Linked DNA regions of Mus musculus: region 1 is linked to region 2. The links are chromatin loops, found by intact Hi-C in ENCODE. Cell type or tissue: heart. All regions are shown on one strand. Each heading gives the region's core, and the rest is flanking DNA. Links, peaks and the distances in the headings are about the cores only.

Region 1 (4,402 bases), core at 257-4,256, 80 kb after region 2:
CCATGCAGTGCTAGGGTTTATTAAAACCCCACAAAACAATAGGAGGAACTGTTGCACTTTCATGTCTGATTATTGCATTTTGTGAACCCAGCACTCTGATCTCCCAAGGAGTTTCTAAGTGAAAGGTGTGTCATCTTTAAAGCTATCTAACCAAAGAGCTGTATTTCCACAATTTACATATGTGAATCTCAACTTTAGTATGACAAAGGCCAGTTTGTCACTTTGGGGCTGGGATGGGAGTGGTGCCATACCATGGGGCTCCATTTCTAATTTAATTTTGTGGTTACACAGTAGCAGAACTGAGAGAAGTCATTTTGTCTGATTCTGCAGTTTAGAGGAAGGAACTGTAATTCAGAAGTCAGTGGCTTGCTCATGGGTTTTGAAAAACAAAATTAAGCAAGCAATCAGATCACTGCTTAGGTCTCTCGTGCCTTGCCGCTTATCTTTATTTTATTTTATTTTATTCTAGCCTCACTGTATACACTGTCAAATTCTAATTGGGGCTCTTTCTGCCTTGTTCTTCTTATCTCAGAGCTATTTTCCAGGGATGCTCCTTGAAGGTCTGAAGTCCTGACCAAGTCTTATCTCCTGCCACTTCAGTGATCCTAGCAGAATGATATGAGTCTTGTTTTTATACACATTCTTTAAATATATATTTTTTAATGACCTAGGTTAAACATGAGGTTATTTGCACCTAAATATGTATGGCTTTCAAGAGACAGAAGACTTATCTAATGTGGTACTTACTGAGCCAATTTGACTTGATGTTTGCAATGAAGCCTATTTGACACTGTACATGTATTCACTTCCATCATTTGAAATGATCTTACTTACTTTTTCAGTTGTTTGAAAGCTGCAAGAAAAGTAGCCACTACAACTGACAAAGGGACTTCGAGGAATGAGAAATCTGAAGAGGAAGTAGTCATTGTGAAATGCCATCCTAAGAGCCTGGTAAACTGAGTGTCAGTGGCCCTGCCAGTGATCTCAGGACTTACAATGAGGCATCTTCCAGCATCCACCGTCTCTCCCTTCATGCTGATCCACTCTGCCCTTCTAATTGCTTCTTTTATACCCTTTCTGTCTCCTTCATTACCAAATATATATTTTCATTTTTAACTTGAATATATCAATTATTCATATTTGTGGGGTATTGTGTGGCCTTTCTATACAGATTACATGGGTAATGATCAGACTGGAATAATTAATATATCTATCATCTATCATCTGGCCTTTGTATACAGATTACATGGATAATGATCAGACTGGAATAATTGACATATCTATCATCTATCATCTTGTACACATTTAATTTTTTTAAGCCTTCATCCTTTCTTTGTGTGATGGTGGGAATATTTAAAACTATTTGCTGTTTTCAAAGTCACCTTATCATTGTTAATCATCAGCAGTTGCATGTACCATCGAACATTAGAAGCTATTCCTGCAGCTGTTCTGTTGACCACAAACCATCCTTTTATAAACCTCCACTCTGAGAAATTTAATTTGGTATTACAAGGTAATTTCATCATTTTCTTGGCTACAGGAAACAAAGTTTAAGAACAAAGAAAAAGTTTCTAGACGTCGTGTTCATATAAGGTAGCTTTAAAGAATAACCACAATATTACTAGACTCAAGTCACCTCAACTAGATGGTTATGTTTAACTCAGACGATTCTATGAATGCAGGCTCCTCAGTTCTAACAAATGTTATCATTTGGCTGGGTGTATTGAAAACGTGGAAGTCAGTCATGTGTAGGGGAGGGGATTTCTGAGAGACCTCATAAATCTTTTCCTCAGTTTTGTCGTGAATTTAAATTTGGTTAAAAAATTAGGGCTGGAGAGGTGGCTTAGTGGTTTGAGTGTGTACTGTTATTGTAGAAGACTTCAGTTCAATTCTCAGCATAATGTCAGGCTGCTCACAACCTTATATAATGCTGGAGTCAGATCCCCTCTAGCGGCCTCTGTGGGTACTGCCCCTCATAAGTTCCTACACCCCACTATATGCACAGTAATTTTTTATTTTTTTTGGTTTTACAAGACAGCGTTTCTTTGTGTAGCCCTGGCTGTCCTGGGACTTGCTCTGTAGACCAGGCTGGCCTTGAACTCAGAAATCCGCCTGCCTCTGCCTCCCAAGTGCTGGGATTAAAGGCGTGCGCCACCACGCTTGGCTTGCAAAGTAATTTTAAATAGCCTTTAAAAAAAGAACAACTCATCCTTCCAAAGGGACATATGATTAATGCAGCAGGCCATGAAGCAACGTTCAGCGGTCCAGGTGATTGATTTTTGAGTTCATTACAGTGTCATTTCAAAAGTTGTGAAGACAAATGAACTATAGTTATACAACTAGGTACTATGCAAAAAAACCCAGAACATCACAGAAGGAATGAAGGGCTGCTAGGAGTCCTATCATGAATGCTGTCATTTGAAAATGCAATCCATGTCCCCCACAGGCTTACATGTTGGCTTAGCCTCCAGCTGGGCACCCAATTTAGGTGATAGGATCATGTTGATTGAAACTAACTTCATCCATGGACTATTTCACCCATTAGCAGCTGAATGGAGATGAGGCCACTTGGAGGGAAGTTACTAGAGGTATCTTTGAAGGGCGTTATCTTGTCTCACATCTGCTCTCTTGGCTGCCACTATACACAAGCTTGATGTCACATCCTCCTGAGCTGCTCACAACCTTATATAACACTTCTACTTCACCACAGTCTGAAAACTGAGTCAGCTGACCATGGACACAGTGAGCAAAAATAGTCTCTCACCCTTTAAAACATGGTACACCCCATTGATACAAATTCATCAGGTTAAATTAGTGTTGCCTAGCAGGCAGGGTATGGAGGCTGAAAGAAGTGGAGAAGTGGGCAGGTCTGTTTTGTTGTTGGGGGTTAGAGGGATGAAACTGCTTAAAAGTTGGTTTCTATGATGGTACACAATCTGTAAGTATTCTAGACCTCACTAAGTTGTGCACTTTATATGCATGAGTTAGAAGTTACATCTCAGTACAGTTGATATTTAGTGTTGATTAGAATATAGTCCATTTGTGCTACTATTAACACAATGTTGCTTATACTCTTGTCCTATAGTGGCAAAGGCTGGGAAATATAACCAGAAAGAAATCATGTCTGGTGTGAGAATAATTCTGTGCATCATTATTGGTAAAGCCTCTAAACTTTTGAAATCTTTTTATACCTTCAAATTAAAGATAAGGGTATATTTGTCAACTATAGTCAGCTCTGTCACAACAAAACCTACCAGAAACAAAGTTTCTTTGTAATTCAAAATAGAAATCCATATGTGACAAATGCATATGCTCCATAACTGCTTATAAGGTCTGACAAAAGCAGAGCTTTACAGAGCTTTCTTAAAAAGACTGGCCAGCACTCTTACGATGGCTCATAGTCACGGGTAACTAGTTCCAGGGGCTTGATGCCCTTTTCAGATTTTGGCAGGCACCAGCGTAGCCAGTGGTACATATATATACATTCAAGGAAAACATTCATACACAGAAAATAAAAAAATCTACACAAGTAAACACGTTTGAGCAGACCTGAGTAACAGGCCTATCATCCTGGTGATTTGGGGGTCAAGAAAGAAGAATTCCAAGTTCAGGGTTAGCCTAAGGTACTTAGCAAGCACATAAACAAGCAAATAAACACAAGGCTTTAATATTTTGTCTTAAGAATAAAATAACTTTATAAAAATTTTTGGAGTATTAACAGACAGTAAACATTAAGTACAACATGTCTCTTTGTCATGGCACAGCCATGGCCTACTACAGAGCAGTTAGCCAGCTATAATCTACTTTTCTGAACTTTCTCAGCTCCTTCTCTTCAGATTTTGACAGCTGATGTATAGCATCTTCTCCCAAGTCCGTGTTGTTATTTGTTTCCTTGTCTTTTTCAGTAAGATCATACTCTTCATCTGAATCATCACTTTCTTTGTTTCCCTCCATATCTACATCATCAGGAACCTCTTCAGCACTTTGACAATAACAGAACATAAATACCATTAGATATATCCAAATTAGGTCTTTTTAATTAAAGACACCCATGTTGAAATAATATATAGACAGAACAACTCAACTGAAAACACTGTGATAAATGCCCTTATGGAGCACAGGCCTTAAAAAAAGCAAATGAACTTAAAAAAATGTGGAACTACAACTTTAAGCAGTACACACATCTCTTCCTCAGCTCTTCACAAGTGTTGCATGTAATAATCTTATGTCATTAGCTACATTTCAAAGGTAAGATACAAATATGGTAGATGACACTCCCAAACAACTCAGAAGACAAACCACCTAGAATTCTTACCTTTTAGTCTCTTTAGACAGCAGCAGCGAGTTTACAAACAGAGAGCACAAGAAAGAAGCTGATGGCAGGACATGGGCTGGGGTGTGA
Region 2 (4,402 bases), core at 67-4,066:
GAAGAGTGCTTGATACTTTCTGCAGATGCAACATCATTCACTAGCTCAGAGGAAGATCTTGACTTTCCAGTGTGCCTCAGACTTTTAGGTGATTGACATTTCCATGCTCCATTCAGCAGTGGACATTCACTTAGGATTTCATCAATCTCCAATCCTAAGCTTCCATTTCTCTGTTTCACAATCAATCTTATAGTAGTTCTGCAAAAAAGCAACATTTGGTCTCAAGATCATAAATATAGGCCCCACCATATACTTAGAGCATTGAGTTGTTTCAAAGGCGATAATTTGGGGCTGTCTTTTGGCCCTGAGTATATCCAGGAGCTCAGGACAATGTTTTCACTCCAGAGGGGCAGGGTATCGCTCCTGGGTCAGCTGACTCAGCTTGGCTATGTGGTGTAGAAGTCATTTCAGGAAAAGCAGAAAGACATTATCATAGAAATCGACCTCTCTGAGGTGAGAACATTGGCTTAGGGCAGGCAGCAGGGCACTGAACTGAGAGTCCTCTATACCACATGACTCCAATTCCAGGGTTTGCAGGGTATCTCTAACTCTCAAGAAGAAACCCAATAGGCTCAAGGAGTAAATAACATAAATATTTATATCTCACTAAGTTAAAGATGTTTGAGCTCACAAATATTCAGGCAATAGGGCTGGTAATCCAAGGCTGACTGGAAGGTCACAGTTAGTGATGCAAAGTGTCGCCAAAGGCTTCTTCAGGCACCTGAGGCATTCTTTTAGGTTGCCTTTTATAAAAGAGACATTGTTTGCATAGAGTTTCTGGCGACAGTGGAGTGTGGGAAGTTGAGAAGTCAATCTGAATATTTTTCTCTTCATCACGCTTTTCAGAATCACCCATACTGGAGGTACCTATGATGTGATCTAGTGTGAGTATGAAAAGACTTTTCATCTGTCTCAGGTAGGGATTAAGAAAAGCCAACTCTTCTATGAAGATACAGTTTAGGACAAGCTCCTGTATACAGCCGGGATGTACACTTTTGAAGATTTCTATGAACGTGGCTTTGGTTAAGCCCTGAATCTGCAGATTTCTACAGCATAGGCAAACAGAATCTTTTCTCTGCTGGGCCCACTGCAACAGGTATGTGGCAGGTTCATCAAATCTGCCCTTCGTGAGATGGAGTTCAGTTGTCACCTTCAATTCTTTCTTCACCTCACAGTCAAGACTGTTCTCCATTGGCTGCTTCTGTGTAATGAACACTGGTAAGCCTTCACCTTCATGGGATCCAGCCCATCTCCCACACAAGTCATGTTCTTTATCTCTCCAAGGGAGTGCTCTGAGTTCGCACCTACTGGTTTGAACCTTGTGTGCAAGTAGTGTATCTAATCCCTCAAGCACAGCCTCCAAAGTCTCCATTCAGGAAACATTCAGTGACCCTTTACTGGAGATGTGGTCTAAGCACCACATCTGTGATCAGGCTTGCTGAGTGCAAGTTTAACAGACATGGTAGACAAAGATCCCTTTTACCCTCATATTAAGACATTCTGGCATCAGCCCTGGAGATTTCACAGACAGCAGATGCCAAATGTTAGGCTTGGCTGCAATCTTGCACAGGCCCTCTGCTCCCTCCCAGAGGTCAAGCTGGGGTTAGATATCTGCTCAGAGTGTTTGCAGCCATAACTGAAGGTCTGTGACCTTGTCCACTGAATAGAACCATCTGAGCAGGAAAAGATCCCAGCACTTGATGCAGGCACTTCGCCAAATGCCAGACCCACAGGAGCCGTGCAGAGCACGGAGTTAATAGGATTTTTACAACAGCTGCTGCCCTTATCTTTGCAAGCTATTGCACTGAGCAGGAGGAGGGGCAAAAGGACGGGAATGTTTACTGCCTGCAGGTTTAGAATTATGTCAGGGGTAGAACACTGGAAGGGGAAAGAGAGAAACTAAAAAACGCTTCAGTGTCAGTGGGCCAATATAGCATAGTGAATTAGAAGTTGGAAAATAGTCCTTTATTTTGTTTGTAATTACGTTTTTAAAAGAATTCTTCATTGGGTTCCTACTTGAAATCACATTCGTTGCAGCTTGTTTGTTCGTTAGTTTTTCTTGTGTTCTTTTTTCATTCTCTTTAAGCAGTTTCTTCCAACAGACTACTTTGGGTTGTCTATTAAGAACAATGAAGACACCTTCATTTTTCCTTTCCCTTTGGTTAATTTTCATTACTTGCATAAAACGATGGGATTTGTTGGGACATTTTCAGTCATATGTATATTTGGGTCTTACCCACCACTCCATCTCCTCTGTCCCTCCCCTCCCCTCTGACTCTTTCCTCTTCTCTAATGGTCTCTCTTCTACCTGTGTGTCTTCTTTTTTGTTCTTCTAGATTCCTAAAACGAGGGAAATGAAATTTTTCCCTTTCTGGTCTGGCTTATTTCACTTAACTTTCAAAGAAGTATTCCACCTGTCCCTACCTCTCCTCCACCCCACCCACCAGTAACAAACCTAACAAGCTTGTTAGTCAATGTCCTTTGTCCTTTGCCCTTTGTGAAGTAAAAAAATCCCTTTCCCATACACTTTTATAAGGAAAAGGGTGCACAACGAATTCTGAAGGTACCCACACCCAAGGCCTGTGGGTAGAGAATGAGGTGTGCTCAGGGTTCAGAGCTCAGCCAGCGAGTACATGACCCCTTGCCATGTGATGTGGACCTGTGCTGGTCAAACCTGGCACTATTAAATATTGATGATTAATCTGAAAACATACAAAAAAATTTAAGCCAACCCACCAAATAAACAAAATGCATGTGTTGCCTTTTTTTTCTAAAAGAGAGTGAGAGAGAGGATTAGCATTTTCTACTGAGGTGGTTTATGAATACGTGGATAGTATTTTCATAAAGTTAGTGATTGAGAAATGAAATTTACACAGAAATTACAAAGTCTGGAGAACCAGGGAAAACTTGGCAAACATTTGTGATGCAAATTTCAAACTAGAAAGTATTTACTACCTATCATGTCAATGTTAAGGATTTGGGCATCTCATTTCTTTATTTCATGTGCTACCTGCACTGTTGGGTTAAACAGTGATGTTTTAAAACAACTTTTAAAAAATTGTCATGATAATTCATTCCTCTTGGACAAAAAGAAAACCGTGTAGGGTTTGACTGAAATGCTCACTTCCCAACCTGTTCTGAATTTTTGGGAGTAACCACGGTAAACATTTTGTTTATTCATATATATATATTATTTTTTTTTGATGAAGTGAAAGAGATACGTCCTTGTTGTATAACCATAGTTTGTTTGCCAAGGTTTTTTCTCTACTGATCAATCTGTGAATATATCCAGAGTTTGAAGAAAGACAAAAAGTCAAGTTCACCTTGACGGTTAGTATATTTATCAAGCATTATAAAGATCTACTACATGAGTAAGTAGATATACAAATTTCCTAGTATATTTTACCATGATTAAGAAATAAATTTAGGGGACTATAGAGATGATTCAGCAGTTAGGAACACTTGCTGTTCTTGCAGAGGAGTCTGATTCACTTCCCAGCAGTCACATGCATGACACAGATCCACCTGAGTCTTCAGGCCTCTGGGAGCACATGCACACATGTGGAGCACACACTGACCACATGAATAAAAATACATACAAATTTTAAAAATAAACTTAGCCTAAGATAGTAGATAAGACCAAAAACTAAACTAAAATGTCCAAAGAAAATAAAGAAAAAACCCTGAGTTTCACCTTTTTCCATAAATTATTCGTACTTCAAAGCATTACAACTTCATCCAGGGTGCCTTCTTTCTTCCCTTTGATCCACCCTTCAGAATAATCCTTACTATCAGAATATTTCTCTTGTGCAAGATGGTAGCTCAAGACTAGAGTAGAAATGCTTGAGTCTTGTGACAGCAAGTGCATATTTTACCTGACAGGTATGAACTGTTCATCTTCCCCATACTTTAAAAATTAAAAAGTATACATTCTTCTTTGTATGTAGACTTGCTCACACTTTCCAGATCTACAAGGGAGCACGTATTTTTTTTCTAAGGAGTAGACAAATGGGATATCAAAGCACAGGTGAATTCTTTTATCCCTGCCCTTGTGCAAGCTGGCATAGATTTTCTATTTGAACATTTTCCTTATTGAATTTTACTACATGAAAAGTGCACCGTCATGTTCTTAAAATAACTATATCCAAACTATCTTAGGCGGTTGCTGTCCTTACTACATGTATATGTGAAATTTTATAGAACTAATTTTCAAAGCCCTAAAATAAATAACATAATGCACATTGTGGTTTAGATCAGACTTACAAGGTTTTTTTGTGTTATATTCTAGAAAGAAAATTTTGCCATGATAGAGTTAATATTTTATTTAGCATTATGTATTTATCAACTGGATGCAAATTTTCTCACTTAATTCTAAGGTATTTAGGTAAAAGGTATTTGGGAT

The links. Hi-C counts contacts between places; a loop is a spot of excess contacts. Peaks named below come from ENCODE experiments on the same cell type or tissue, not always from the same donor. Only the 100,000 strongest peaks of a DNase experiment are listed, where the experiment ranks them.
Region 1: a loop joins it to region 2, with 2.5 times the contacts of the local background. A loop is called at or near these places in 1 of 42 quality-filtered maps.

The regions. Positions count from the first base shown.
Region 1 is chr1:45,822,888-45,827,289 of GRCm38, reverse strand. It overlaps Wdr75 (WD repeat domain 75), which reads right to left. Exons shown (of 21, transcript NM_028599.3): 20 at 4,316-4,402; 21 at 3,652-3,982. The coding sequence ends at 3,775. It overlaps Gm30900 (a long non-coding RNA gene), which reads left to right. Exons shown (of 2, transcript XR_373390.3): 2 at 843-1,139. Among named protein-coding and RNA genes, the nearest start is that of Gm30900, 4.8 kb to the left of the region's middle. In heart, for the core only: a CTCF peak has its summit at 1,956; a DNase peak (open chromatin) is centred at 1,969.
Region 2 is chr1:45,902,599-45,907,000 of GRCm38, reverse strand. It overlaps the pseudogene Gm18303. Among named protein-coding and RNA genes, the nearest start is that of Slc40a1, 21 kb to the left of the region's middle. In heart, for the core only: no CTCF peak of the experiment used is centred there; a DNase peak (open chromatin) is centred at 1,650; H3K4me3 peaks cover 306 bases; H3K27ac peaks cover 1,248 bases.